Regions from separate parts of the Homo sapiens genome. Here region 2 is linked to region 1. A link is an interaction called in ENCODE POLR2A ChIA-PET data of the cell type or tissue named here. Cell type or tissue: CD4-positive, alpha-beta T cell. All regions are shown on one strand. Each heading gives the region's core, and the rest is flanking DNA. Links, peaks and the distances in the headings are about the cores only. Region 1 overlaps SPEF2 (sperm flagellar 2). Region 2 overlaps IL7R (interleukin 7 receptor).

Region 1 (16,224 bases), core at 7,776-15,775:
TAATAAGATTTTCTTTTGTATGATCAACCTGTTATCTGCCCATTTTTATTTTTGTATAACTCCATCAACAGGGCATGTAGCTGCTACATAGTACTATACTGTCTTCTTTTAATCTTGGTTCTACAAGTAGCTAAGTACTTAATGCTCACCACCAACCCTTATGTCCATGTCTCTCTAGTCATTTTGATTGTCTGAAGCTCTTTCTCCAATAGGTTTCTCATGAAGGGCTCATGGAAACCATATTCCCTGAGTTCTTATAACAGTGTGTGCCTTTTATACTTGATTGTAAGTTTGGCTGTATATAAAATGGTTAGTTCACACTTTGTTTCCTTGAATATCTTAAATATGTCACTCTGTTTTCTTCAAGTATGAAGTGTGCTGCCAAAAAGAATGGTGATAGTCTAACTTTCAGTTCCTTGAGTCATTACTTTTTTTTTAGATACTTTTTTTTTCTTTAAAAGTTCACTAAGTTTACTAGAGTAGGCATTGGTATTGGTTATTCTAGGTAAATATCCTCAGGCAGTGAGAGAACTTTTAAGCTGCTTCCTTTCAACTAGACACCATTAGTCTTTAATCAACAATTCCTTGCCTTCTGAAAAAAAAAAAAAGAGATTCCTCAGGCCCATATTATGCTATTCCTTCCTCAGAATGAGAATAAATGCTTTATCTAGGGTACTGTGGTGCACTGTAGTTGAGAATGGTATACAGAAACTCACATCTGGGCTGCTAGCTGTGCTCTTTGCTACTATGGTATCATTGTGTCTCGGCCCTTTTACAACTCTGAAAATCAAAATATCCAATCTTTTAATTATTTAATAGATTATTTTTGTCCCAAACTTTATGTATATGTGAGTTCTAGTAAAAAAAAATAGATTGATTTTATTAATGGAGTATATGGATTACTTCTTGTCTACTTCCTATTGGGGATGTTTCAGATTTATTTAATCCGTTTGTCCACATTTGATTGAAGAGAACTCCTGTGAGTGGCATTTTAGATAGCCTGTCTTTACTATCATAAGATATTCACAAAACCAGACTGGGCAGAAGAGAAACCTTATAGAAAACAGGAGGGCAGTGTTTTATTTACTAGCTTCATAGCTTCCACTGTGATACCCCATGAAAGTGTAATGTAACTTTTGCCAAAATTATGCAATTTTTAGAAATATCATTTGGAAAGTAGCATATTTTGCAGGGAGGAGAGTGTTGCTTTTGCCTTTGTGGAACAGGCATAGCCTAAACGGTGGGTATGGAATGGGGAGAGAGAACCATACCCCATGAATTTGAGCTGAATGAATGCTGACCTCAATGTCTTCTTTGGCTTCAAGAGCTGAGTTATCTGGATGATTGTTTCATCTCTCTTCTTTGGCAACAATAGACTTGACTAGACTGAGTGGCATTTACTTACATTAGAAATGATGTGTTTATCTTTCTAAGTGCCTATTTGAAAAATATGTTTATTTCACAAGCTCAGCTAAATAGCAAAGTATGTTTAGCTGGACTGGTCTCACAGTGATAAGGATCATCTATTCTTTCTTGAACTGGGGTTGAACTAACTTCAGAGGACCGGAACAGTTGGGCCTGCTAAAGCCTGAGAGACCTAAATTGTGAGGTTCTGAAGCATCTGAAAAAATTATATTTCTTCCTCTCACATGATTACCTTTTCCAACAGCGGAGCTATCTAGTTCCTTGGCATCTCTCCCTTAGAGATGGTTGGATTTTATGGCTTTCATCCATACATGTTGAGTTTATCAACTCCTCCACCAACAGTAGCTGGTACATAAGTAGGAGCTGAATAAATCAATCAATAAATGTTGAATTCAGTTTGCCAAATTAACAGTCACCTCTTCTTTCCAGTATCATTCACTAACTAAACAAAATCCATTTTATTCCCTACAGCATTATCATTCTACTTCTTTTATGTGAAGAAAGGAGGTTTTTTTTTTGGTATATATTATATATATATATATATATATATATATATATATATATATATATATTATACACACATATATACACATATACCAAAGTGTGTGTATATATATATACACACACACATATATACCAAAAAATATATATACCAAGATAAATATATATATATATTTGTTAACAAAAAATATATATATATTTGTTTAACTTTTAAGTTCAGGGGTATAAGTGCAGGTTTGTTACATAGGTAAATGTGTGTCATGGGGGTTTGTTGTACAGATTATTTCATCACCCAGGTATTAAGCCTAGTGCCCATTAGTTATTTTGCCTGATCCTCTCTCTCCTCCCACCCTCCACCCTCTGAAAGGTCCCAGTATGTGTTGTTCCCCTCCGTGTGTCCATGTGTTCTCATAATTTAGCTTCCACTTATAAGTGAGAACATGCAGTATTTGGTTTTCTATTCCTGCATTAGTTTGCTGAGGATAATAGCCTCCAGCTCAATCCATGTCTCTGCAAAGGACATGATCTCATTGCTTTTTATGGCTGCATATTATTCCATGGTGTATATATACCACATTTTCTTTATCCAGTCTATCATTGATTGGCATTTAGGTTGATTCCATGTCTTTGCTATTGTGAATAGTGCTGCAATGAATGTAGGCATTCATGGGTCTTTAAAATAGAATGATTTATATTCCTTTGGGTATAAACCCAGTAATGGAATTGCTGGGTTGAGTGGTATTTCTGCCTGTAGATCTTTGAGGAATTGCCACACTGTCCTCCACAATGGTTGAACTAATTTACTCTTCCACCTACAGTGTAAAAGTGTTCCTTTTTCTCTACAACCTCACCAGCATCTGTTGTTTTTTGACTTTTTGGTAATAGTCATTCTGACTGGTATGAGATGGTATCTCATTATGGTTTTGATTTGCATGTATCTAATGGTCAGTGATGTTAAGCTTTTTTTTCACGTTTGTTAGCCATTTGTATGTCTTCTTTTGAAAAGTGTCTGTTCATGTCATTTGCCCACTTTTTAATGGGGTTGTTTGTTTTTTCTCTTGTAAATTTGTCTGAGTTTCTTATAGATGTTGGATATTAGACCTTTGTCAGATGCATAGTTTGTAAAAATTTTCTCCCATTCTGTAGGTTGTTGGTATACTCTGTCAACAGTTTCTTTTGCTGTGCAGAAGCTCTTTAGTTTAATTAGATCCCATTTGTCAATTTTTGCTTTTGTTGCAATTGCTTTTGGCATCTTCATCATGAAATCTTTGCCCGTGCTTATGTCCTGAATGGCATTACTTAGGTTGTCTTCCAGGGTTTTTATAGCTTTGGGTTTTACATTTAAGTCTTTAATCCATCTTGAGTTAATTATTGTATATGGTGTAAGGGAGGGGTCCAGTTTCTATCTTCTGCATATAGGTAGCCAGTTATCCCAGCACCATCTATCAAATAGGAAATCCTTTCCCCATTGCTTGTGTTTGTCAGGTTTGTTGAAGATCTGATGACTGGAGGTGTGTGGTCTTATTTCTGGGTTCTCTATTCTGGTCCATTGGTCTATGTGTCTGTTTTTGTGTTTTGATTACTCTAGCCCTGTGTAGTGTAGTGTAGTTTGAAATCAGGTAGTGCGATGCTTCCAGCTTTGTTCTTAGTTTTTATTGTTCTTGTCATTTTTATTGTTATTTGAGAGTGGGAGGAGATGGCACATTCTAAAAGTACTTTTAAATCTATTAAGGTCTTTAAGGTTTCTTAACTATGCTCACAAAGTATTAATAATATTTGTATTACTTATTTTAATAGTATTTATTTGCTATTCCATGGCTACTTTCTATTAAGTATTGCTGTGGAAAATACTGATTTTGTTTCTACTTCTTTGGCTGCTCCTTCTCAGGAGCAGGGTCATTGTCTTTACAGGCCCATTGTTCCCTTATATCAAAACATTTATTAACAGATTGCTCAAAGCTTCATCTTTGACTTCCTTATATTCTTTTCTATGTTATTTCTCAGACAATTTCATCCACAACCATGGTGAAGTATTTACTGCAATAGACAGATGACCCATGCAGTTATGCCTCTGTCCTCCAAGATGAAGGGCCATAGTTTTAGTATTCCTTGACATCTGTGGTCATATGTCTCAGAGACACTTCAAATTCAACATGTTCCAAGCCAAATGTATGACCTTTGCTATGAAACTAGTCTTTTTCAATGTTCCATAGCTCAACAAATGGCATCATTATTTATCAAATTGTATAAGCCTGAAACTTCAGGGCCCACCTGAAAGCTGCTTCACCCTTATTCTTCCATACCCAAAATATCCACTGAGTGTTATCATTTTCATGTATTAAATTTCTCTTCATCGTGTCCATTTTCCTCCATGTCTACACTACCACCCCTGGTTTCTACTGCAGTACTACTACTGCAGTGGTTTCCTTTATCCATTTTTAGTGGTTATGAATTGGTGACCAAAAACTGGAGAGTGTAAGAATATAACATTATTTATTTTCCTTAAATCAACCCTAAGTTTTACTCTTTCATCCTACCTCTGCACACAGAGAATGTACAATGCCCCAGGTTATAAGGGCCAAGCCATCTTGGAAACACTACAGTCATCAGGTGCAAGCCCAGTACTATTGAGACCTCAGCTACTGCAGCCAACATGCTACCCTCAGTGGCACAGGAAACTTTGGGGAGGCTGCTCCAGCCTTTGTTGGTCTTCCATATAATCCCCTCTGAGGCTTCATTGCCCCCCTTCATTTTCATTGCCTGGGTTCTGGCCACATTGGTTTGCTCTCAGATCCTTGAACAAGTCATTTCTTCTACTTTGCCCCTCTTCCCAAGTGCCTTCACCCAATTAATACTTGTTTTCAAAGCTCCATGCATATGCCCCTTCTTGTCTAGGTCAGGCCTCATACCCCATGGTCTTGCCCTAATGACACTTGTCATAGTGTGTAATTATACATGTATTTGTGTGGCTTTTTGACTGTTTGCCTATCCCACTGGCATGTAAAGTCCATAAGGGCAGTACCACGTTTGCTCTTGCTCATGAAATAAAGAAAAAAAAAAAAAAGAGGAAAGAAGGAAGGAAGGAAGGAAAAAGAAAAGAAAGGGAAAAGAGAGACGAGGGAAGGAAGGAAGGAAAGAAGGAAGGAAGGAAGGAAAGAAGGAAGGAAGGAAGAAAGGAAAGGCTGACCATGGTGGCTCACACCTGTAATCCCACCACTTTGGGAGGCCAAGGCAGGTGGATCACGAGGACAAGAGTTCAAGGCCAACATGGTGAAACCCTGTCTCTACTAAAAATACAAAAATTAGCCAGGTGTGATGGTGTGCACCTGTAGTCCCAGCTACTTGGGAGGCTGAGGCAGGAGAATTGCTTGAACCCAGGAGGCTGAGGTTGTAGTGAGCCGAGATAACTCCATTGCACTCCAGCTCTGGATGACAGCAAGACTCCATCTCGGGGGAAAGGAAGGGAAAGAAGAGAGAGAGAGAGAGAGAGGGAGGGAGAGAGAGGGAGAGGGAGAGAGAGAGAGGAAGGAAGGAGGAGAGAGAGAGAGAGAGAAAGAGGGAGGGAGAGAGAGGGAGAGGAAGAGGGAGAGGGAGAGAGGAAGGAAGGAGGAGAGAGAGAAAACGAGGGAGGAGAACTTTGTGTTTTTCTTTCACTCTCAATTTTTTGAGCGTTTTTGTTTTGTTTTTAGATTAAATCTGCTAATCTCTTCCTTTGAGACAATTGCAAAACTATTCTATATTAAGACAGTTCCTGATTTCAAATTTCTGTGCTACCTACTATAATTATTGAAAATTCATTACAATAATATTTGATGTTTTTTGAGCTTTACTTTGAGTCAAGCATTGTACTATGTTTGTTACAAGCATGTATAATATAATTCTTTCAACGACCATAAGTGGATGCCATCCTTATTTACATTTAACACATCAGGAAATTGAAGACTAGAAGGCTCAAAGTCACACAGCTTCTCAGTGGTGTAGCAGGGAGCAAGGCCAGCTCTATCAGATTTTAGAGTCCAGGCTCATAACCACGGAGATTTACTACCTCCCACAGACTTCCTTTTTCCTTTTCCTCCTTCTCTTTTTATGGCTGCAACCCACTTAGCTGTAATGAGACAGGAAATTATGGTGGCTTTGGCAGAGGATTGATGGTAGATATAGAAAAGGAGAAGGAAGACTAGACAGCTGGATGAAGGGAGGGAGAGGAACAGAGGGAGGGAGGGAGGGAGCGAGGAAGGGAGGAAGAGAGAGAGGGAGATGCGGAGACAGGCAATGGCAGCAACCAGGGTTGAAAGCTATACTATTACTGGTAGGACCATTCTACTATTCCCTTAAAGGTTTTTTTTCCTCACATCCTAAATATTTCCATGTGTTTCAGAGAACTCTGTAGTAAACCAACCTCATGATCCATTTTTTTTTGTCACTCTTTCCATGAATTCTCATTGGATATTTCTGCTCTCTTAGATTCATTTTTCCTCTGAATTCTTCACTTCATGAATCATGCCATAAAGCTTTGTACTTAAATTGTACTCTTTCTCCATAAAAACAGGGTATACAGAATAATACAAGAATAACAAACTCTGATGTAATTCCTGAATCTGTCAAATGTACAGAACTGACCTTAGTGATCACCCAGCTTAACCCCCTTCCCAACAAAAATGAAATAAGCACACAAAATAAAACAGTAATAGCAAAACAAATGGTGGACCTTACACAGCAATCCATTGTCACACATCTAGTCATTTATGAATAGTATCATAATAGGAAATATTTGTTCTGATGAGATGGTTTGGTAATTTTTTGGGGTATGCTAAGTACTATTAATAACCTGACTTTGAGGAAATGGAGGCACAAGGAGACTAATGACTTGCCCAAGGTCTCACAGCTAGAAATTGAATTCTATATAAAATCTAGGGCTTGAACTCGACCATAGCTCCTCCAAAGCCCAAGTTTACTTCCATTTGATACTCACTGGGTTGTTACAGGAGGGAAGTCTTTTTCCTAGAGCAGGCTAGCACGTAACTGAATTTCTCAAGAAGCTGGCGTAGCTATCTGAAAAGCAATATTTGGTCATTTGAATCCCACTTATTAAGTATTATGTTATCCTCAGCTTGGCTGGACTGAGTTCAACCTTTGTACCTTGTGTGAAGAAAAGATTCCCTAAACAAAATAATAATGCACTAAGGAGAGGGCGATAACAAGCTAAGTGTTTCATTGCTTTCTACATAAATAGATGTTCCTACAAATGAATGCCATCAGTTGTTAAGGCTGTATCTGTAGAGGGTTGTAATTAACACATTTAACATTTGTTGGCAAATGTGTTATATTCTCAAGCCAGTATAATCTGGGACTTTCTAAAATATTTTCTAAGTATAAACCAGTATTATAGAACTCTCCCATTGAAAGACAGAGGGCAATGGCTATAGCAGATGTGTCAAAATTGGCACTTTGGAGGTGGGAGGGAGGGGTCAGCTATGCTTAGGGTCTGGCACAAACTTGCCTGTTTCTCTCCGATCCCTATTTGCAACCGGTGAACTCAGGACTTCTTTTTGAAGGCTTAAGATCCAATTCCTCATTAATCCACATTGGGCTTTCCCCAGTTAGATCACGTCTGACTGTATTATGCTTTGTTGATAAGATAAGCTAAGAGTAGGATATTTCCAATATTGTCTTTGCATTAAGTGCTAATGTATTAAGAAAAAAGTGTTCATTCATGATTAATTTTTTTCCTGGTGTGAGAAGAGGTTTCATTCTACTGAAAGACTTTTTGGCCATTGAAATGATGACATTATTTTTATTTGATTCAATTATAGTGACTTAAAAATATGTTTTTGCCTTTTTAGGCTTTGGCAAAACAAGCCAAGATTGACTTTGAAGAACAATTCCTTAAAGAAAAGAGATTTCATGATCAGATTGCTGTGGAAAGAGCTCAAGCTCGTTATGAAAAGCATTATTCAGTATGTGCAGAAATTTTGGATCAAATAGTTGATTTGTCCACTAAAGTGGCAGACTATCGAATGTTGACAAATAAGTAAGTATTTTTTTTGTAATAACAGTAGAGACACGATAGAGAATGAGGAAGGATAAGATTGTAAAATAGATACTAGGATGATAAGTAAAGAGAGATAAAAATGATTCATGAAAAGACTAAAAGGTGGGGTCCAGGAGACCTTGATTACTGACTTGATTTACTCACTGACTATTTTTATTTAAGATGCATATATGCCTTTTTCCTCACCTTTTATGAAAATTAAAGTGGATCATAGACTTAAATGTAACTCATAGCACTATAAAACTTTGAGGAAAAAAATGGGAGAAAATCTTTGGGTTCTATGACTAGGCAACAAGTTCTTAGACTTGACACCAAAAGCATGATCCATAAAAGGAAAACTTGACAAATTGGACTTCATTAAAATTAAAAATTTTTGCTCTGCAAAAGACAAAACTTTATAAGTTGGACTTCCTCAAAATTAAAACTTTTTGCTTTGAAAAAGATGAAAGGATGTATAGAATAGGAGAAGATATTTCAAACTGCCTATCCCACAAAAGACTAATATCTAGAATATATGAAGTATTCTCAAAATTCAACAATAAAAAATAAGCCAGTTCAAAAATAGGCAAAAGATATGAAAAGACATTTCACTGAAGAGGATATTTAGATGACAAATACACAAGTAAAAAAATTCACCCTTGTTAGTCATTAGAAAATTTCAAATTGAAATCACAATGATATATCATTACACACCTATAAGAATGGTTAAAATTTTTAAAAAAATGAAAACACCAAATACTGGCAAGGATCTGGAGAAAACCACTATTCATTACTGCTGAGAAAGGTGAAATGGTATAGCCCCTCTGGAAAACAGTTTGGCAATTTCTTAAAAAGCAGAATATGCAACTCCCACACAACCTAGCAATTACACTTCTGGGCATTTATCCTAGAGAAATTAAGACTTAAATTCACACAAAAACCTGTATACAAATGTTTATATCACCTTTATTTGTAATAGCTTAAAACTGATAACAATCCAGATATCTCTCAACAGGTAATAGAGTGTGATACATCCGTATCATGGAATATTGCTGAGAAATATAAAATAATAAACTATTAATACATGCCACAATCTGGATGAATCTCCAGATACTTAGGCTGCGTGGGAAAGAGCCAGTCTCAAAATGTTACATGCTCTGTGATTTCATTTATATAACATTCTTGAAATGACAAAGTTATAGAAACTGAGAACAGATTAGTGATTGCCAGGGGCTAAGAATGGGATGGAGGTGAGAGGGAAGTGAGTGTGGCTCTGAAAGGGCAACATGATGGGTTCTGTGGTGATAGAAGGTTCTGTATCTTGACTGTATCAATGTTAATATCCTGGTTGTGATATCGTACTGTGGTTTTGCAAGATATTACAATCAGGAGACACTGGGTAAAGGGTATATGGATCTCCATATTTTAAAAATGTTCCTACTTTTGCCATTTTATCTGTTTCTATCCTCATATCCTTAAATGTGAACAGAATTTTACAGTAAAGGTCAGATAGCTAAGGTTTTTTTCTTCTATAGTTTTTTTCAAAATATGTGGACTACTTTAGTGGGTTGCAATCATGAAGCCATAGAATGTCTACAAATGTCATAGTAAGTCATATTGAAAGAGAATATTAAAAGGTTATTAGGAGGAAACAGGTAATTTTGGAGCTTTTTAAAGCCCTAATAAGTGGTGGAGAAAGCAAAAAGGAGAAGTACCTGAATCTGAGGTTTGTCAGGAGTTCAAGACCCCTGAACACACAGCCTTTTAAACAGGAAACGTTGTTAGGTCTGTAGCCGTTAAATAATAACTCCTCATCCCCTTCAATCCCCAGCCACTGATAATCTCTATCCTACTTGATGTCTCTGAATTTGTCTCTTCTAGGTACCTTATATAAGTGGAATAATATATTTGTCCTTTTTCTGTCTGGCTTATTTCACTTAGCATAACGTCTTCAAGGTCCTTTCATGTTGTAGCATGAATCAGAATGAAATACTACTTTTTAAGTTGTAATTTCAGGTTCTAGTCCAACTGTTTATGATCATGTCAGGACATTTCACACATCTTGTCTTGAAACCATTTTCCCATCACTCTGTCCTTGTTGTCTCCTAAGCATTCCTCAGGACTCAGCTTAGCAGTCATTTCTTTAAAGAGACCTTCCTGGAACCAACAAGTTAAGTTGAGTCATACTGTTGTGCTTTCCCATTGTATAATTCTTATTCAAAACTTTCATTTATGTACGCAATTATTTTTTCCCCTTCTTTCCCAGAGTCTGCTATTTAAGTCCAGGTATTCCACTTGCTATTATATTTCTAATAGCTAGTAAAATGTCCGGAACTTAGTGGGTTTGAAGAATGATTGTTACTTTATGCCACTGGCTCTTTTCACTTTTTTATTGACTGTTTCATAGCAGAACAATATATCTAAAAATATTGAGTACAGTCAGAACACTTAGGTTCCTTAATTCTCAGCTCTGATATCAGCTTACTATGCAACCTTAGGAAATTATTTAAATGCTCTAGTATCAGTGTCCTCCTGTGCAAAACGAACAAACTGAGTGCTTTTCAAGGCCCCTTTAAGAGAAAAGTAGGTTTACATTTTGTAAATTATTTGTAACAGAAAAATCTCATATATATTAGTCTTATTGTCATTGCACATATGGTAACCTTTAAGATCATTTTTCAGTAATTATTTCTGTCTGATGAAAGTGAGCTAATTACATAAATATAATAAAAATACCAATGTTTAAAATCTATATTTGACTAACCATTGATTCATCTCTACCTTTTTTTTGTGCGATAGTCTGATTCCGTATAAGTTGATGCATGATTGGAAGGAACTATTTTTTAATGCAAAACCCATATATGAACAAGCCTCTGTTAAGACACTACCTGCTAACCCCTCAAGAGAACAACTTACAGAACTGGAGAAAAGGGACTTGCTAGATACCAATGATTATGAAGAATATAAGGTACCTACTGATATGAAATAATTAGAATGCTACATAATAAATCCTTTTTCTTTAACATTAATTTTGTGATATTCCTTATTTCATTTCTACTAATAAAAATAGACATGTTTTGTTTGCATTTTCCCTTGTTTTAATTTGTATGTTTGTACTACTTTTTAGATGCTTAAACTATACATAAGCTATTATCTATTGTTCCTAGTAATCTTAGGGGAGTGGTCTGAAAAAACATCAAGCATAGTAATTGTCTGGGTAGACAGATTTCAGAATTTTTAAAATGCTTTAATTTATTTATTAGCATTTTTCTTTGTATGGGCTGTGTACTTTTGCTTCAAAAACCATTGTTAAAAAGTATTTCTTTTGTAATCAATCTAAATAATAGACTTTTTTTACAGGCAAAATGAAAGAGGAGGAAGTCTGGGTTTTATGAATAGCATAGATTCAAACAATCTTTTATTCAAAGATTGAAATAAAAAGTATCGGGTGCCAACTGTGATTTTTAGAAGAACTGTTGTAAAGCCTTTGAGATTAGACAGACTAGAGCTACATTACTGAAATTGCCAACTACTAACTGTGTGACCTTAGGTGACCAGTTCATTAAGGGCTAATAGATTTCCATTTTTCAATTAATGGAAAGGGAATGCTACTATACCTACTTCATTTAAAATAACATGAGTTAAACACTTAGCTGAGTGCACTTCATGTTGGATGCATATAATACATATCCATTTCTTTCCTCACCATCCTACTCTCCCCATCCCACTCCATCTCACCCTTAGAAGTAAAGGTGTAACAATCATAGCTTTTGGATAGAAATTTTGAGTGGATCAACAGCAATGGAATGAGGAGTGAGGCTTTTTATTAGAAAAATTACAAAATGAGTCCCGGAAGGTCAGTAAGTGCAACATGAAAAAAATCTATGAAAAGATTATTTGACCTAATTATTCACTGATAGTACATACTCAACAAAGGTTTGTGGGACAAAGGGTGAATAAAATGAATGAATTACAATGAACAAAGAAAAGTGCAAAATAACACTAACAAGTAAATATTACAAGAAGATAACCTTGTGGTTAAAAGATAAGGAAAAATATGAGATTATGAGAAATTAAATGTATACTATATTTTAATTAAATGAATCTGTATTTGTAGCACTAAGAGAATTATTATTAAGGATTGACTAGAACCTTAAAAGATATATGTGGATGTTTGTTTTGTACGGTTGTAAAATATACTAGACCTATTACATCCACCTAAAGTATAATGCCATGTAAGAAAATGCTTTGACAGTATCAACCTGTGTTAAGGTATTTCTTTCCATTGTAAATTAAAAGTCATTTTATTTGACAGACTTTACTGGTTCATCGAATGTTTATTTCTAAATTACTTGCTAAACAGCTCAATCTCTATTCTTGTTGCTCTTACAAATCAGGAGACCTAGTAGGCTGCAGCTTAGCAAAGATTTTTGTCTCTTTAGCTATTTTCCTTGTATGAGAAATGGTTACCACAGGAACATGCTTGTCTTACCCACATCCTGAAGCAGATGATGCATTTCTTTTGCAGAAAATTGTAAACTTTTGTTAGGAGTTTGTGAGCGTCTAGCAATGTACTTTATTTTGTGTATTGACTTTGCTGTTTTTCTAGAAATGAAAATTACCTTAGGATTTATAATATGTTTTCACAAGCTCCCTTCGACACCATAATGGAAAATATGCCATATACAGGTTTTAGGATATACTGTAAACTATTATACTATCATTCTTTATTTTTAGATCTTTGGTCTCTTCAAGAACTTGTCCTAAATGTTCCTACATACAAGTAAAAAATAAATGTTTCAACTTGTAAAATATATTATCTGGCTTAAATAGTCTATCACAAGAGGCAGCGGAACAATGCATCCTGGCTTATCTAAAAGAAACAGTTGTCCACGTTTGTCATTATTAAATTTGTTCAGGAGTTTTAATGCAAATATATTACTCAGAAATTAATACATTTGCTTGAACATAATGTTCATTATAATGTTATTGAACATAATGTTCATTATAATGTTATTGAACATTATATATAATTCATTATAATGTTATTGAACATAATGTTCATTATAATGTTATTGAACATTATATATAATGAACATTATTATGTTCAAGCAAATGTATTAATTTCTAAGTAATACATTTGCATTAAAACTCCTGAACAAATTTAATAATGACAAATGTGGACAACTGTTTCTTTTAGATAAGCCAGGATGCATTGTTCCGCTGCCTGTTGTGATAGACTATTTAAGCCAGATAATATATTTTACAAGTTGAAACATTTATTTTTTGCTTGTATGTGGGAACATTTAGGACAATTTCTTGAAGAGACCAAAGATCTAAAAATAAAGAATGATAGTATAATAGTATAATACATTTGCTTGAACAAATAGTGTAATACATTTGCTTGAACATAATAATGTTCATTATATATAATGTTCAATAACATTATAATGAACATTATGTTCAAGCAAATGTATTATTCAGAAATTAATCTTCAAAAAGTTTATATTCTTAGCATACTTAATTGATGTCCATACCCTATACCTTTAAAGAACTGACAGTTCCCAGTTTTGAGTTTGTGCTTTTAGAAGCCCGTGTTCTGTTCAAATAAGCTATTATGCTTAAAATTTTTAAATATTGTACCTAGAAATTGCAATTAAAACAGATATTTGCTTATGTACATGTCATATGTAGCTGCCAAAAATTTGACTCATGTCTTAACTTTATTTCCTAAATCATCACACTCTATTTATGTGAGAATGACTGAATGTGAGGGAGCTCTACCCCAGTGGCTAGAAATAACATTTCTCTCTCCCAGGAAAGAGGCAAGAACAGCATCATGGAGCAGTCAGACCTCTCTGGGGTTCCTAGGCAACTACCACAGCATAACAACATTGAGTTATTTAGTAGAAAGTGAGGAAGGGCCCTTAAAGCCCAATGGACCATGGGTAGCAGTCTAAGCCAGGAGGCCTGGTTCCTGTAGTGCAGCTGGCAGCACAGCCCCACACAGCAGCTAGTGGTTCTCAATCATGCAGTGGACTCCTGCCAGTGAACCTCAAACTCCCCCTAATGCAAATCCTTTCTGTGGGTCTTACTAGCAAATGAGTTGCAATTCATAGCGTTTCACTTTTATATAAGCTGCTTACTAGCAATTACTAGTTGAATGAGTTTAAGAGTTACTAAAATTTAGTGTTCATAAACTAAAATTAGCTCATGGCTATGGTTTCCTGAAGATTTGGATTTTTCTAAGAAGTCCCTGCCACAAAGCACTCAACCATTTTCAGAGCTCTACTGTGCATGCCCATAACCAAGTTATACTTGGAATTTCTATAATTTGGGGGAAGGATATTTCATTTCCAGCACATCATCCATGTTGTCTTAAGTTGTTCATGATTTTTAATTGCTGCTATTTTTTGCCTTTAATGGCAAATTAGTGTTTAAGTTCATGATCAGGTGAGTTTGTTGTGGTTATTGGATTAACCCTACAGTGTGTGTTATAATGTACATTTTTATTAACATTATTTTTGGCTTATGATTTTCCGTCAACCAGACTTTAAGATGTGGTTGTATATGTTATGGTTTAACATGTGTACGCCTGTCACTACAGCACATGTATGGACACCTATCCCCCAGTTTTTTTACAATGACCTTTATTACCACCAGGTCTTTTTCCACCAAAGAATAGAAATATGGGACTAAATGAGCCATGGAGTTCTCTGTTTTCCTGTCTCATCTGAATTGTGTGGCCCAAAGACATCCCTGGATAATTGACACAAGCACAGTGATAGATTTTAGTAGATGAATGTTAAGGGCATGTGAATCGATCACTTTTTTACATTTAAAACATATACATTGCATTGATCAGCTCAGGCTGCTATAATAATACACTATAGACTGGGTGGCTTAAACAACAGCAATTTATTTTTCATAGTTCTGGAGACTGAGAAGCCCAAGGTTAAGGTGTTAGCCAGTTTGACTCCCCAGTGAGATCTTTCTTCCTGGCTCACAGAAGACTGCCTTCCTGCTGTGTTCTCACAGGGCAGAGAGAAACAGAGTGAGCTCTTCTCTTTTCGTCTTCTTTTTTTTTTTTTTTTTTTTGGTGTTTCCAAATTCTTTTTATTATTATTATTATTATATTTTAAGTTTTAGGGTGCATGTGCACAATGTGCATGTTAGTTACATATGTATACATGTGCCATGTTGGTGTGCTGTACCCATTAACTCGTCATTTAACATTAGGTATATCTCCTAATGCTCTCCCTCCCCCCTCCCCCGACCCCAAAACAGGCCCTCGTGTGTGATGTTCCCCTTCCTTTGTCCATGTGTTCTCATTGTTCAATTCCCACCTATGAGTGAGAACATGTGGTGTTTGGTTTTTTATCCTTGCGATAGTTTGCTGAGAATGATGGTTTACGAAAACTAATCTCATCATGGGAGCCCCTCCCTCATGACCTCATCTAAACCTGATTACATTCCAAAGGCCTAGCCTCCAAGTACCATCACATTGGAGGTTAGGGCTTCAACATATGAATCTGGGGGAGACACAAACATTCAGCCCATAATATATGCATTTATTCAGGATACTTACAAAATGTCACAATATGGAAACTTACTAATTAAGTATAGGAACTTTTAATTTCACATGAAGTTGCTTGTTTTATGGCCTCTTCTGTTTCTTGCCAAGAAGTCTTAATTTTCTTGTCTTTTGACTATGAAGATGCTTCTACTGATGAACCTGAGCATTAATTCTAATTATTCATTTTAATATAAATGTATATAATTGCATTGTGTAGTACTGGAGGGCCCTGAAAAATATGATGGTTTCATCTTTTATTTTCAGATATGGAGGAATACAGCTGACCTCTAAGTGGACAGAGTAAGCACTTGCTTATATGATGAAGGCTGAGATATTCTCTAAGGCTATTATTCTATTGTAAAAATTCTGCCTGTCATTGCACTCAATGCCTCACAATATCATTCCTTTGAATTAAGACATCAGCACTTCCTAAAATACAAACATTTCTCAAGATAGGCAATAAGAATCATGATCAGCCTCCAAAATAGAAAGGAGCTGGGAAGGAAGATTGATGTTGAAAGAAATATTCTCATATCATTCTAGTTTAGTTTTTAAGAGTGTGCCATTTCATACGTGCAATTTCTTTTCTCATTTGTTTACAGTGTTACCTCTAACTCCCTAAATTCCTTCACTAATGGTAAGGCTATGGCTTTTGTAGACTAAGCCTCATTGTATCTTGGTTGGTTAGGAT
Region 2 (16,224 bases), core at 1,820-9,819, 210 kb after region 1:
GTAAGATTACTAATTGGTTCTGCCCAATCTCCTTTCAGATTTTATTAGGAAAAAAAAATAAACCTCCTGATCGGAGACAATGTATTAATCAGAAGTGTAAACTGCCAGTTCTATATAGCATGAAATGAAAAGACAGCTAATTTGGTCCAACAAACATGACTGGGTCTAGGGCACCCAGGCTGATTCAGCTGATTTCCTACCAGCCTTTGCCTCTTCCTTCAATGTGGTTTCCATGGGAATTTGCTTCAGAAAAGCCAAGTATGGGCTGTTCAGAGGTGCACACCTGCATTTTCTTAGCTCTTCTAGAGGGGCTAAGAGACTTGGTACGGGCCAGGAAGAATATGTGGCAGAGCTCCTGGAAATGATGCAGATTAGGTGGCATTTTTGTCAGCTCTGTGGTTTATTGTTGGGACTATTCTTTAAAATATCCATTGTTCACTACAGTGAAGATCTCTGATTTAACCGTGTACTATCCACATGCATTACAAACATTTCGCAGAGCTGCTTAGTATATAAGCGTACAATGTATGTAATAACCATCTCATATTTAATTAAATGGTATAGAAGAACACTTTGTGGCATGCCTGTTTTCTCTGGAAACTGTGGTTAGACGGATTCCCAGAATGGACCACACATCTCTTCAGCTCCTGAAAACTCACCTCCCCATGAGTCCATGGAAAAAATTGTCTTCCACAAAACCAGTCCCTGGTCCCAAAAAGTTTGAGAACCACTGCACTAGAAGACAGCCTACTAGTGGTTAAGTCTCAATGTGTCAATGTATTTAACAGAGAGAACAGAGAGTGTTGCTTCACTCAACAGGTGGTTCAGTGGAAGCCCTGCATGGACACCTATTTCACTTGATATACCTAGTCCCTGCAGTCTGCAGAGTAGTGGCTGGAAATTAGGCTTGGCAGAATTGGTGGGGGCCAATGATTAAGCATTTGGCATGCCAGCCTAAGAAGTTGTCATCTATTTTGCAGAAAATAGAGGGGCTTGGCAGGATTTTAATCAGGAATGTGATGTGAAATATATATTTTCTGTGCATGTGTGTATCAGGTTTTAGGAAGGAATCTTAATTCAGTAGGATATAAATATAAAATAATTCTGGCATTTCTTTAATTACTTATCTCCAAAGATGCTCCACTGAAAATCCCTTTCTGAAGTAGATTCCTTTAAGTGACCAAAGCTTAATTCATCTAGTTTTAAGATGCAGTCTTATATTCTAACTAAAGCCACACACACCCTATCATAAGCTTGTGGTGAGGGGAACTTGGAAAGAAAGGAAGATAATAGCTTCTGTTCTCTTGACTCCTCCCCCTTCTTGGCCTCTTCCTCCTCTCTTCTTCCTCCTCTTTCCCTTTCCCCTCCCCCTTCCTACTTTTTCTTGTTCTTGTTCTTCCTCTTCTTCCTTCTTTCTTTTTCTAACAGCTTAAAACACCACACATTTCCTATCTCACAACCTCTGCGGGTCAGAAGTCTGGGCATGGCTTAGCTGAGTCCTCAGCAAGGCTGCAATCAAAATGTTGGCCCAGGCTTGCTTCTCTTCCAGAGGCTCCATTGGCAATGGGTCCGTTTCCAAACTTACTTAGGTTATAGTAGAATTTATTTTCTTGTGCTTGTAAAACTGAGTGCTCCAGCTTCCTGATAGCTCTCACTCTCGGCTCCTAAAGTTCACCCACAGCCTCCTGTCATATGACCCTCTTCATAAGCTTTTGTGTTTTTGTTTGTTTGTTTGTTTGTTTGTTTTGACAGAGTCTTGCTCTGTTGCCCAGGCTGCTGGAATGCAGTGGCACCATCTCAGCTCACTGCAACCTCTGCCTTCCAGGTTCAGGAGATGCCCTGCCTCAGTCTCCCAAGTACCTGGAATTACAGGTGCACACCACCATGCCCAGCTAATTTTTGTATTTTTTGTAATGGAGATGGGGTTTCGCCATGTTGGCCAGGCTGGTCTCAAACTCCTGACCTCAGGTGATCCACCCGCCTTGGCCTCCCAAAGTGCGGGGATTACAGGCGTGAGCCACCGTGCCTGGCCCATAAGCTCTCTTTCAACAAAAGCTTGCTTCTTCAAAGCCAGCAAGGGAGAGTGAGTCTACCAGCAAAATGGTGTCTTATATATGTGATATGACCACAGGCGTGACATTCCATCATCTTGCCATATTCTTTTGGTTAGAAGCAAGTCAGAAGTCCCATCCATACTCAAGAGGAGGGGATTATATAAAGACAAGATTTTCAGGAGTTGGCGATCGCAGGGGCCACATTAAAGCCTGTTTGACACACAAGCTAACTCAGTCATGCCGTTTTTAGTTCAGTCTCTTATTAAATCTTTAGTCAAATTCAGATTTCTTCTCCTCCCATTCTCCTGAGAGTTTTAGATACACGGTGCTATGAATTGAGTTGTGTCCCCCCAAAATTCATATGTTGAATTCTTAACATGCAATAGCTCAGAATGTGACTTTATTTGGAGATAGTTTCTTTAAATAGGTAATCAATTTAAAATGTCATTAGGGTGCAGCATAATCCAGTATGACTGGTGTTCTTATAAAAAAAAAAAGGAAAATTTAGAGACAGACATGCACATAGGGAAAACATCATGTGAAAAATGAAGGCAGAGATCAGGGGTGATATTTTTAAAAGATAATAAGTATCAAAGATTGATAGAAAATCATCAGTAGCTAAGAAAGAGGCATGGGACAGATTCTCCCCCACAGCTCTCAAAAGGAATCAACCCTGCTGGCACCTTGATCTCAAACTTCTAGGCTCCAGAACGGTGAGACAATAAATCTCTTGTTTAAGCCACTCAGTCTGTGGTGCTTTGCTATGACAGCCCTAGAAAATGAATGCACATGGTACTGGGAGAAGGAATCTGGGGCCATGTGACTTCTTTGGACTCCCCTGAGCTCTAGCCTTCCTGTCTTGTCTGTGGATGGTATCCCGTGTTGTGTCTACTGCTAATGTGTCAGGGCCCATCATGTTCCTTTGAATGTGGATGATCCACATCCTGTCTATTAACTGGGTCTCTATGTGTTGTCCAGGAAGCTTCTTTCAGCCTCTAGACTTCTCTGCCTCTTCAAGCATGGGAAGTAGTTGGATCAAATTTCCTCTTTAGAATGATCCCCCTGGTGAAGGAAGAGAATAGGTCATATGACAGCTAGACTAGAGCCAGGACAGATGGACTTTTGTGACCTCTATGCCCGCTTAGGGGATGCCACATCAGGTCCAAGGTGAGCCTGAGGCTAAGGCCAAGTTGGTCTTTGTGCCACCTTTATCTCCTTGTCAGAAAAGCTCTTCCTTCTTTTCTGCCACCCTTCCATCTACCAGTACTTACTAGTTACTAAATATCTGAATATCTGTTTCATTCCAACAAGAACATAGATAGTAGAACTTGTGGGGCTCCAGGGAAATCCCTAGGCCCTGGAAAGAGAAGCTTGCAGTTAATAGCTTTCTGGGTGTCTTCTTACTGATTGGCTGAGAGTTAGATAAGCTAGAGCTTGAGTGAAGGGCTTTTATCCTTTTCCTCCACCTCCACAACATCTTATAATATGGAATCAGCCAGCCTGCCTGTCCCAAGGCCTTTGCTCTTGCCGCTCTCTCCATCTGAAACGTGGTTTCTCTGGATCTTTGTGTGGCTGGCTCCTTCTTATTATCCAGGTCCTAGCTTCTACGTAACCTCCACAGAAGTGGTCATTCTAATGAAAACAAGACCCTCCTCCTGATAGTCTCTATCATGCCTCCCTGTTTATTTCCTCCAAAACTCCTTCCTCAATATTAACTACCAATTATTAATCACTAATTCATTACTAATTATTAATAATTTATTTTTGATGATTGTTCTTATTGCCTCTCTCTGATTCTAAAATTCAAGTTCCATGCAAGTTCCACTTCCTATATTATTCTTGGAATAAAACAAATATTTAGTAAGTACTGGTAGATGGAAGGGAGGAAGAAAAGGAAGAGCTATTCTGACAGAGAAAGATGGCACAAAGAACCACTTGGTCTTAGTCTCAGACTCACCTTTGACCTGGTTGTGGTGTCCCCTAAGTGTGTACAGCAGTCACAAAAGTCCATCTGACCCTGCCCTAGTCTGGCTGTCATATGACCTATCCCCCACCCCCACTGCGAGTATCTTTCTAAAGAGGAAATCTGATCAAGCTACCTCCCTAACTAAAATCCCTTAGTGGCTTTCCAGCATGGCACGTGACATAGCTTGGATTCTTGTCCCCATCCAAATCTCATGATAAAATATAATCCCCAGTATTGGAGGTGGACCCTGGTGAGAGCACCATCCCCTTGGTGCTGTCCTCTCAAGAGTGAGTGAGATCTCACAAGACCTGGTTGTTTTAAAAGTGTGTGGCACCTCCTCCCACCCTTGCTCCTGCTTTCACCATGTGATGTGCCTGCTCCCCCTTTGCATTCCACCATGATTGTAAGTTTCCTGAGGCCTCCTCAGAAGCCAAGCAGATCTTAGCACCATGCTTCCTGTAAGCCCTGCAGAACCATGATCCAACTAAGCCTCTTTTCTTTATAAATTATCCAGTCCCAGGCATTTATTTATAGTAATGCAAGAACGAACTAACACAGCATGGAAGGCTCTTGATGATCTAGTGTATTACTTTCTTGTGGCTCCTGTAATAAATTATCACAAACTTAGTGGCTTAAAACAATACAAATTTATTTATTCTCCTGCAGATCAGGCATCAGAAGTCCAAAATCAGTCTTCTGGGGCAAAAATCCAGGTGTCAACAGGGCTGTGATACTTCTGAAGACTGCAGGGAGAATCCGTTTTCCAGCTTTTTTCATCCACCAGAGGCCACCTGTATTCCCTATCCCACAACCCTAGCCCCTTCCTCTATCTTTGAAGTGGACTATTTCATCCCCTGTTTCTATCATGACAGTGCCTTCTCTCATATTGACCCTCTTGCCTTATAAGATTCCTTGTGATTACACTGGGTCCACCTGCATAATCAAGGCTAATCTCTCCATCTGGAGATCTTAATATAATCACATCTACAAAGTCCCTTTGGCCATTGAAGTAACATATTTATATGTTTTCATTATTAGGATGTGGGACACTTTGTCAGGGACAGGGATTTTTCAGCCTACCTTTTTTCTTCACCTTTTGCCACCACTCTCAGCCTGTGGTCTCAATTGCCAGCCTTTACACTTGCTACCCCCATTGTCTGGGTAGTTCATACCAGTCCCTCAAGACTAGCCTCAGGCATTGCCTCTTCTGGGAATACATCCTCTTACAGGCCAGGATATGACTCATGGGTGCATTCCTAATAGCACTTCACTTATTTCTACTGTCACCACACTGATCTGTAATTACTTGATTTGTCTGACTCTTCTGGGGGCTTGTAAGCATTCTGGCACAGAGAACTATGACTTACTGGGGCTTACATCTCTTGCTAAACACAGTACCTAAAATTTAGTAGGCATTCCCTCATAAACATGAATGAATGAATCAAAGAATGAATAAACATTTAGGAAATGATGTTGTGTTGGTCAACTTCTTTCCTCATCACTGTTAAAGATAAAAGAATGCCAAGCCAGGTTGTTCAGACAGAAGCAAGCACCACATCCCTGAGAGAGCAGCACATCTGGGCAGCCATGTGTGAGAAGTCGGTTGCATTCCCCATACACAGTTGTCTTTGCAGCTGTACTCTTAACCACTGTAACCACAGAAGTGGGGAAACAATAGGGTGGGGTGAAGTGAAAAGAAAATTTTCCAAAACTTCATTTATCTAATAAATACAGATATTTAATTGTGTTTTTTCAGTTATTTAATTTTAGATTCATATGAAATTCTACCCTAATTTCTGAATTTTAATGGCTTGTGGCATTTGTGTGGGCATTTGTGTGTAGCTTGCAATGACACAGCTGTTCAGACAAAGAAAGTGTGATGCACAAAACCTATGAGGTCCAAGGAACACATTCATGCTCCTCAAGACTCAGGTAAAAGTAGTGAAGCAAACAATATGCAAAGCCCCTGAGGATTGAAAAATAAGGCTTACATACTGAATTGTGCTGAAACACTTGAGTTCATCTGGAGGGCCTCTCAATGGTAAATTGTTAGAACCAATTTGCCTTTACCCTAAGTAAAGATTTTTCATCAAGAAGAGGTGGAAAACTTACAGAGACTGAAAAGGACCCTCTTTTTATGATAAATTAGTTCCTGCAAAGTATGAACTGCACTAGTCATGACACAAAAACTATGCAGAATAATCAGAAAACATTTTATTATTAAGCTTATCCACTGATAGACTGAAATATTACTTTTAGAGCCTAAGAAAGCATTAATTTAATTAGAGCTTCAGTAAATGCTATAGTGTCAGACTGATAAACCTGTTTGCTACATAATTATAAACTTTCATGAATTTCACAGTGTGAAGTTCAAGTGTGAAGTTGCCAGTGTAGAACTGAATGATGCTTAAAGCTTTATTTTCTCAAATAAAAAATTTTAATAAAATAAGAGCAGATAAGCTAGGGTCATGCTCAGTGGTGAAATTTTAAAAGTACTCCATTATATTGAAGGATAAGACAAAAGAAATTCTATTGTCACTTCATTTAACATGGTTTTAGAAATTCTAAGAAATTCAATTAAACAAGAAAACACAGTAAAAAGCATAAATATTGAATAGGAGAAAATTAAATCGTCATTATTGGCAGATAAAATTATTGTATATATGGAAAACACAAGAGAATCAAGTAGAAAACACACTACAAGACACAGATACTTTATTAAGGTCTCCGCTTACAATATTCTCATGTTTATTTTTTTTAATTCTTATGGAATCTTTACAACTAAACTATTATTTGGTTGTGTCCTCAAATTAAAAAAAGATAGACATGTAATGTATCAAGTTGAAGATGTCACTTTCTAATCACACTCTTCAGGAATAGTCACATTTAATAAGTGACATTTAGGCTTCCAGATGCTCTTCTGTGCATACACTATTATTCTAAATATCTTGCAGAGAAATAAATGTTGGAGAATAGCCTGCACAATTCCAGAGAAGAAAAGAATTGTGAAGCAACTAACCATTCACGTGGTTTTAAAATTTGATTCAGCAGGAATTCACAGAACTATCAATGGTATAAAACAGAGAATCTGCAAGTCCAGATCTATGTAATTACAAAAAATTCATCCATTTCTAATCAGTAGGGTTAAAGTGGATTATTTAGCAAATAAGATTGGAATAACACACTAGCCATTTGCAAATGAAGAAAGGTAACTGACTTCTTATTTCAAAATAAATTCCACATAACTCAAAGATATAAATAATTTTTAAAATAAAAACAAATGCTAGAATACATGGATCAATCATTTCATATTTTTTGGATGCAAAAAGCGTTTCTAGATAAAACGTAAAACCTAAAAGCCATAAAAGGAAAAGATTGATATGTTTGACTAGATAAAATTTAGAATGCTGGTAATTTCTTTACTAAATTTTAAAAAGTCACAACCAAAAGAAAGATAAAAATAGACTGGAGAAAGACAGTAACACTATGACAAGCAAACTTCTGTTATCCTTATAAGACCCCAGAGTCTTACAAGTCAGCAAGCAAAAGATGAAGAGCCCAAGAAGGAAATGAACACAGCACATTAACAGAAGGCTCACAGGAGAAATAAAACAAACTTTAAAAATAGGAAAATGTGCGTAATCTCATTCTGAATAAACAATGCTGATAAAATGAATGAGATAAATGCTTTGCCCATTAAATTGTGAAAATTATAAAGATCACTAAATTTCAGTGCTGAGAAGGGCATAGGAAAATGGGCTTTATCATATACTGTTAATAGGAATGTAAATTAGGACAATTTGGAAATATATAACAAAAATTTTAATGTGTATACCTAGAAATTCTATGTATAAAATATCTATATATTATTTCTTGTAACTAAGAATTCTAAATCTAAATAAATTATAGTATATTCATATTATGGAATACTAACAAAGCCATTAAAAAATTCTTTTAATGTAAAAAAAAATTTCCTTCTTAGACTCTTCATCTTTTGCTTGCTGAATTATAACACTTCGGGTGTTAAGGATAACAGAACTTTGCTTGTCATAATGTTACTATGTTTTTCCAGTTTCTTTTTATCTTTTCTTTTGGTTGTGACTTTTTAAAATTTAGTAAAGAAATTACCAGCATTGTAAAACTAGCACGGTAGTGCTACATATGCTGATAAAGAAAAATGTCTATGTTATTTTGTCAAAAGCTTCTAGCAAGATAAAACTCTCCAAAAGTCTCCATCTTTCTCTTACTCCTTCCCCCTATCATTTCCATGAAAAATCCGAAATGTGCGGTGTATCTATCAGCTATTGCTACATTGATGCTCAACAACAAATCATGCCAAAACTCAGCGGCTTTAAGCAACATTTATTCTCACAAATTGTGTTGAATGATCTAGATTGGGCTCTGCTGGGTGATTCTATGATATTACTAACAGCTAGGATGACTCAGGGATCTGAAACTGAAGGAAAGTTAGCTGGGTTCAGCTGGGAATGCCTCTGTTCCATAAGTTTCCCGTCTTTCTCCAGAGACAAGCAGGCTAACCCAGCTGCCTCTTTTTACAGCAGGGGCATAAGAGGGCAAGCAGAAAAATGCAAGGCTGGCCTACCCATCAATTCCACTTCATTTTATTGGCAAAGAAGATCACATGACCAAACCCAGAATCAAGGAGTGAAGAAATATATTTCCCCTTGGGTAGAAACTTAAAATCACATGGTAAAATAGGTGGATAGGAGAAAGAGTGAAGAGTCAAGCCATTAATGCAATATCTTACAGTCATACATGAGGACAGCTTAGGTTACATTTACAGAAAGACACAAATGTCACCTCCCTATTTGAGGAAGCTCTTCCTATCTCATCCATATTGCAGCAAGACTACAGCCACATGCTTTCCATTACTTTGTGAAATAAGTTTTGTCTATATGTGTATTGAGAAACTTTAGGGAAGAAAAAGTATTTGGGTCATGCGAGGACTTCAATATACATGGATCTGTTAATCTAATAGCAAAATTATAATCATTTCTTACTGAAATTGTTAACATTAAAAAAATACTGTTCTCTTCAGTGTGAAATGGAAGGTTTTCCCTTTTATATGATTGATCCAGTTGAAATCATATGCATATCTTTGGGCCAATAACAGTCACTAGGAAAATGCCATGAACTTATTGGCTTGGAAATGGCTCACCTTTTCCAGAACTGAGAATGAGATGGGTACCTGGTCAAAATAGGGGTGACAAAGAAGGAAGAAACTGAGAATGTTGGAGAAGAAAACAAGAATGTCTATCATCAGAACGAGGGTTTTTTTTTTTTTTAATTAGAGAGAAAAAGAGGGAATATTAGAATGAGAATATGCTTAGAAAAAAGTTTGGAAGGCAGTGCTCCAAAATGTTTTCAGTGGTTATTGGGGAAAAGAATGGGATGGTGGTGGATGCATGAAAGCAGGAAACTTCCTCTTATTTCTTTTGTCTTCTTTTTTTTTGAGGGGGGTAGTATATAGATGTGTATATATGTATACATGCATATATATACATACATATGTATACATATATACATTCATATGTATACATACATATATGGGAGTATACATGTATGCATACATATGTATACATACATATATACATATATATGGGAGTATACATATGTATACATACATATATGTATGTATATATTATTATACAAAATAAAAGTATAAATTATGTATTAATATAACTCTTACTTAGAATTATTATTCTCATTTTTTCTGTAAAATCTAGACTATAATAACCTTGATAGCAAGATTTTCTATTCTAGAGTCATAATCTGATTTCTCCCTTGTGATGTGGATAGTACAACAGTATATTTCAAGATTTCTTATCCTTCAGTATTTTAAGTAATTAATAAATTTCATCACAGTTTATCAAGGCCTTCTTATTATACAAATTGCAGTGACAAATGCTATGGAACAAGATGATACAACATGTTCCTACAAGTCACATCTCTGCTTCTGCACTTTATCTGCTAAACTGTCTTAGTGAAAAATCACATAATGCTGCCAAACGGGGCCCATATAAATTTGTTTTCCTTTATTTGTGCTTGACAGCATTCTTTTCCAATGCCCTCGATAACCATTGTCAAATACACTCACCTTTTACTCTAAGTCTTCCATTGAACCTTGGCCTTTCTCATTCCCAGAAAATAAGTTTGCCTATACTTTGAAAAAATGTAGACCATAACTCATGTTTTTGCTCTCATTTCCTATCTCCATCTGCAAACTCAAAACTGGATAAATTCCTGCCTGCTATTCCCCTAGTCTAAGAACAAGCTAACCCTTCATCTGTAGAAGACCAAACCAACCATTCAATGCCCTTAACTCTATCTCTATCCGTCTCTCTTCCTCCAGAACCTTGCTTCATCAGTCATTTGATCTCTCTTGTTTCTTTGCTTCTATTGTTCTGTTAATTGGCTTTTTAACGTCAACATTTTCCATTGTTTCCAAGTTTCCAGATGTAAACTTCAGAATCATGTCTGCTAGATTGAACTTCCATGAAGAAGTGTGCTATATTTATATGTTCAAGGCTAGATCCCCAGCACTTAAAGAAGTACTCACTGGTAGCACCTAATATTCGATCAATAAATATATATATATTGGTTCAATGAATGAACATCCAACTGCCTATTGGATTTCTCACTTAGATGGACCACAGATATCTCAAAACAGCTCTTCACCTATCCCACTGGCAGCTTTTCAAAGTTGCCGTTTTCCAGGTGTGGTAGAGAAGTTCCCAAAATTCAGTGGACTTAAGGGACTCTGAAAAGAAGGATGACCTGTGTGAACTCAGGTTACACACTTCCCACTCCTTCTGCATTGGCTCTGCTTCATATCCAAGAACAACAGCACAGGCTTAAGTGGAAATCCCAAGAAAGACAGCCTACATTTCTGCCAGCAAGCTTGAATGGGACAAGACTGCAAAATTTGAATGTCGGAGAAAATAAAGTAGTATTTCTTACACATCTGACTAATGGACTGTGATATAAAGATGCATATACACTTAGCAAAAGAGGCACAGAAATGAAAGAGCAAGTCAATTTTGCTGAAAGGTCGAGGAAAGCTTTGTAAAGGCTTTAACTTTTGAATAGGACCTTGAAATATGAGCCAGTTTTGTAAACAGTGATTGAGCTTGTTATTCTATTTCAGCCCCAGCTAAGTGTACTGCAATTCAATCCTGGCACTCACCACCCAGAGTTAGCAACACTCTTACAAGTTAAAGGAAATAATACTCAACAAGACTATTTTTACTTTAGAAACTTTCCTCTTACTTTGGGGGTCCGCAGGCTATCCATACTTCTTCTGCATTAGTCAGTGTTCTGTAGAGAAGTATAATCCATAGTGTGTGTGTATCAGTGGGGAGAGAGAGATACTTATTTTAACAAATTGGCCACATGATTGTGACGGCTGGCAAGTCTGAGATCCGTAGAGCAAGTTGGCCAGCTGGAAATTCAGGTAAGAGCTAATGTTGCAGTTTTGAGTCCAAATTCTGCAGAGCATGCCAGGCAAGGTGGAAACTCTGGCAGGGTTTCTATATTGCAGTCTTGAATTTACAACCAGCTAGTAAGAAGTACAGGTTCCTACAACCTGTACTAATCCTATTAATGAGAGCTCTGCCCTCATCACCTAATCACATGCTAAAAGGCCCCACCTCTTAATACTATCACCTTGGAGGTTAGGAGTTCATCATATTAAGTGTTGTGGGGAAACAAACATTCCAACCATAGCAAGAGGTATATAAAAGCACTGTAAGGAGATAAACATCACCCCCAGGCAGGCAAGACAGGCCAGATCCTGAGTTGTTACAGGTAGTTTGACAAGCAGGAGTGGGGCAGGAGAGGGCTCTCCCCCACCCAGTAGAAACATCAGGTGATGTTTTGGCAATTATCACATTTTCTTTTTGAAAGTGATAAATTGAGAGCCGGCATCAGGGAGAGGCCATTTCCTGATGGTCTACACCTGTTGCTCTAAAGTGTTAATTGAATGCAGAAACCAAGGAGAAGGAACTTCCTGGGCATGCACAGTAAGAGACAAAATGGTGGAGTATGACCTTCCAGGGGCACACCACCAGAAAAGGGAAGAAAGCCTCAGATGGGCATGCATACAACTCCTAAACACACTATGCGTGCTCACCTCCCAAGGGTAAGGAGGGCACTGTTTATGCGGGCAGCTCATCCTAAGGGAAGAATCATGGGAAAGAGGCCAGCCTGCAAAGTCCTAGGATCAAGGTTAAACACGGTACTTGACCTTCAGGTGCCCACTTGGATCTCTTCCAAGTGAACTTTCCTTTCTTTCCTGTTCTAAAGACTTTCTAAATAAACTTCCACTCCTGCTCTGACAATTGCCTTGGTATCTTTTTGCCTTATGCCCCTCAGTTGAGTTCCACCTTCTGAGGAGGCAAGAACTGAAATTGCTACATACCCCTATGGATTCGCCACGGGTAACTAGGCTACCTTGCACTGGTAACATACTGATTTCAATAACATGTATAATCAATGAATCTAAAGTGTCCCTCCCACAAGTAGTTACTCAGCTATGACATGCTGAAAAAGAAAGGTCAGGGAGGACATGTTTATTAGTCCCCTCTAGGAATTTCGGGAAAAGAGTGTTATGGTCTCACTGGCAAGATGAATGCATTAAACTGTCTGCCTAGTTTCATTAAATATTTAGTCTTCATACCCCTTGTTATAATTCCAGTTACCAAAGAACCTCATAACTATAATTTCTCTTCCAAGAAGAGGTCTGCCTCTACAACAAAAATGTTATTATTTACCATGTGAATAAATAACTTCGTCCTGACTTGTATAATAATGTGTCCGGAATTGGTGGGTTCTTGGTCTCACTGACTTCAAAAATGAAGCCGCGGACCCTTGCGGTGAGTGTTACAGCTCTTAAGGTGGCACGTCTGGAGTCTATCCCTTCTGATGTTCAGATGTGTTTGGAGTTTCTTCCTTCTGGCGGGTTCGTGGTCTCACTGGCTCAAGAGTGAAGCTGCAGACCTTCACAGTGAGTGTTACAGCTCTTAAGGCAGCGCGTCTGGAGTTGTTCATTCTTCCCGGTGGCCTCGTGGTCTCGCTGGGCTCAGGAGTGAAGCTGCAGACTTTCGCGGTGAGTGTTACAGCTCATAAAAGCAGCGTGCACCCAAAGAGTGAGCAGTAGCAAGATTTATTGCAAAGAGCAAAAGAACAAAGCTTCCACGTTGTGGAAGGGGACCCCAGTGGGTTACCAATGCTGGCTCCGGCAGCCTGCTTTTATTCTCTTATCTGGCCCCACCCACATCCTGCTGATTGGTAGAGCCCAGTGGCCTGTTTTGTCAGGGCGCTGATTGGTGTGTTTACAATCCCTGAGCTAGATACAAAGGTTCTCCACGTCCCCAACAGATTAGTTAGATACAGAGTTTCCACACACAGGTTCTCCAAGGCCCCACCAGAGCAGCTAGATACAGAGTGTCAATTGGTGCATTCACAAACCTTGAGCTAAACACAGGGTGCTGATTGGTGTGTTTACAAACCTTGAGCTAGATACAGAGTGCCGATTGGTGTATTTACAATCCCTGAGCTAGACATAAAGGTTCTCCAAGGCCCCACCAGAGCAGCTAGATACAGAGTGTCGATTGGTGCACTCACAAACCTTGAGCTAAACACAGGGTGCTGATTGGTGTATTTACAATCCCTGAGCTAGACATAAAGACTCTCCACATCCCCACCAGACTCAGGAGCCCAGCTGGCTTCACCTAGTGGATCCCGCACTGGGGTTGCAGGTGGAGCTGCCTGCCAGTCCCGCGCCGTTCGCTCGCATTCCTCAGCCCTTGGGTGGTAGATGGGACTGGGCGCCGTGGAGCAGGGGGTGGTGCTCGTTGGGGAGGCTCGGGCCGCACAGGAGCCCATGAAGTAGGTGGGAGGTTCAGGCATGGCGGGCTGCAGGTCCCGAGCCCTGCCCCACGGGAAGGCAGCTAAGGCTCGGTGAGAAATCAAGCACAGCGCTGGTGGGCCGGCACTGCTGGGGGACTCAGTACACCCTCCGCAGCCACTGGCCCGGGTGCTAAGTCCCCCACTGCCCGGGGCCAGCAGGGCTGGCTGGCTGCTCTGAGTGCGGGGCCCACCAAGCCCACGCCCACCCGGAACTCCAGCTGGCCCGCAAGCGCCGCAGGCAGCCCCAGTTCCCGCTCGTGCCTCTCCCTCCACACCTCCCTGCAAGCTGAGGGAGTGGGCTCCAGCCTTGGCCAGCCCAGAAAGGGGCTCCCACAGTGCAGTGGAGGGGCTGAAGGGCTCCTGAAATGCCACCAAAGTGGGAGCCCAGGCAGGGGAGGTGCGGAGAGCAAGCGAGGGCTCTGAGGACTGCCAGCATGCTGTCACCTCTCAATAAGACATAGCTTCAACTCCCCCCAGAAAGGCTTTATGTGGACATAGATTAAAAATTCCTAGGACCCATATTATAGAGGCAATAAAGGACGAGGTGCCTCTGTGTTGTAGCATAAATTTCAAGGCCTTGAATAAAGTCTTGAGGCCCAGGTGACAGGGTTTCTGATTGGAGAGTTGTCACTTTATATAAGTTGTTTACTTGGTTGCTAACATGGCTGAGGATGGAGAGACTTCAGTTTTGCACTCCTCCAAACTGACAAATATCTCACGCCACATGAGCTACTGAGATCACCAAGCATGCACTATAGGCAATGAAGGCTACTACTTCAAGTGGCAGAGATAGCTAGTTGTTGACCAAAATAGTACTTTCTTTCCATGAAGTACAATTTCGTTGGCAAGAAGTTTTCCTGCAAGGACTATTTCTTAGCCACCCCTTCACCGACCTCCACAGTTAGCTGTAATCATGTGACTAGCTACCATCAAATGAAATTCAAGCATAAGTGACCTGTGTCACTTCCAGGCCAAAGCTTTTCAGCAAGCTTTTCAGCATTCTCAACTCCCTGTTCCTCTACAGTCACATGGACTCAGTGACTACAACATCCTAGAAAACAACGGAATCACAAGATGGAGAAAGCCTGAAACTGAAAACCACTACACAGAGGTACTGTTTTATGAATGAAAAATAAATATATAATGTGTTTGAGCTTTTATAAATTGAAATATTTATTTGTTATAGCACATAGCATTATTCTAACATACCATGAATATATCCTCTGTACTGCTTATATCCTCTGTACGTATATCCTCCGTATGGAGAATAAACTATTAAAAGCATCCCTGAACTGAGAACTATGCTGTCATTCTCTCACATCCTCAAATCCAGATCAAGTTCTTTGATCTTATCAGGAAACGTGAGAAGTATATCCTCATTATAGTTGATCAGTGGCTTGACATTCTAGTTTTTGCATCAATTGCTATGAGCTTACTCAACGTAGGTCTTAAAGAGGTGGATCTACTCTTGGAGGGCTGACAGATTCGAATCTTTGATGCTGGAAGGACTCCATCCTAGACTATGAGAAATTCTTCAACTGCAAATGTTATTTTTCATTTCTCTCCTACACATATACACATACCTGGGAGGTACTTTTTTTTTTTCTATTTCTTTCATAAGTTCCCGACTTTAAAGACAAAGGGATAGCCCAGCAATCAAAAAGCACAAACTATTATGGTCAGCCAAAGGTGGGCAAATAATAAGAAAAACACACTGGAAATATACAGGCAGGTATCACTTTACCGCTCGCTACTCAAAAGTGTTATCTGAAGCCAGAGGCATCAACATCATAGAGAAGTTTGCTAGAGGTTGGCTGGGCGTGGTGGCTCACGCCTGTAATCCCAGCACTTTGGGAGGCTGAGGCGGGTAGATCACGAGGTCAGAAGATAAGATAGAGACCATCCTGGCTAACAGGGTGAAACCCCGTCTCTACTAAATATACAAAAAAAAAAAAAAAAAAAAAATTAGCCGGGCGTGGTGGCTAGCACCTGTAGTCCCAGCTACTCGGGAGGCTGAGGCAGGAGAATGGCGTGAACCTGGGAAGCACAGCTTGCAGTGAGCGGAGATCGTGCCACTGCACTCCAGCCTGAGTGATAGAGCAAGACTCCACTCCATCTCAAAAAAAAAATTAAAAAAAATAAGTTTGTTAGAGGCAAAAGTTCAGTCCCACACCCAGACTTCTAAAAAGCAATGGGCAGGTTAACAAGTGATCTATGTGCTCATTAAAGCATGAGAAGCACAGCTTTCACCTTTCATCTATTTTCCCACACTTT

What was found. ChIA-PET counts read pairs that join two places held together with the same protein. Peaks named below come from ENCODE experiments on the same cell type or tissue, not always from the same donor. Only the 100,000 strongest peaks of a DNase experiment are listed, where the experiment ranks them.
Region 2: POLR2A ChIA-PET joins it to region 1 with 13 read pairs; 5 of 35 experiments call an interaction of 5 or more read pairs at or near these places.

The regions. Positions count from the first base shown.
Region 1 is chr5:35,659,303-35,675,526 of GRCh38, forward strand. It overlaps SPEF2 (sperm flagellar 2), which reads left to right. Exons shown (of 37, transcript NM_024867.4): 9 at 7,770-7,957; 10 at 10,757-10,925. Among named protein-coding and RNA genes, the nearest start is that of SPEF2, 50 kb to the left of the region's middle. In CD4-positive, alpha-beta T cell, for the core only: no CTCF peak of the experiment used is centred there; DNase peaks (open chromatin) are centred at 12,429 and 13,879; H3K4me3 peaks cover 314 bases; H3K27ac peaks cover 3,148 bases.
Region 2 is chr5:35,879,033-35,895,256 of GRCh38, forward strand. It overlaps IL7R (interleukin 7 receptor), which reads left to right. Exons shown (of 8, transcript NM_002185.5): 8 at 1-571. Among named protein-coding and RNA genes, the nearest start is that of IL7R, 30 kb to the left of the region's middle. In CD4-positive, alpha-beta T cell, for the core only: no CTCF peak of the experiment used is centred there; DNase peaks (open chromatin) are centred at 2,839, 5,259 and 5,619.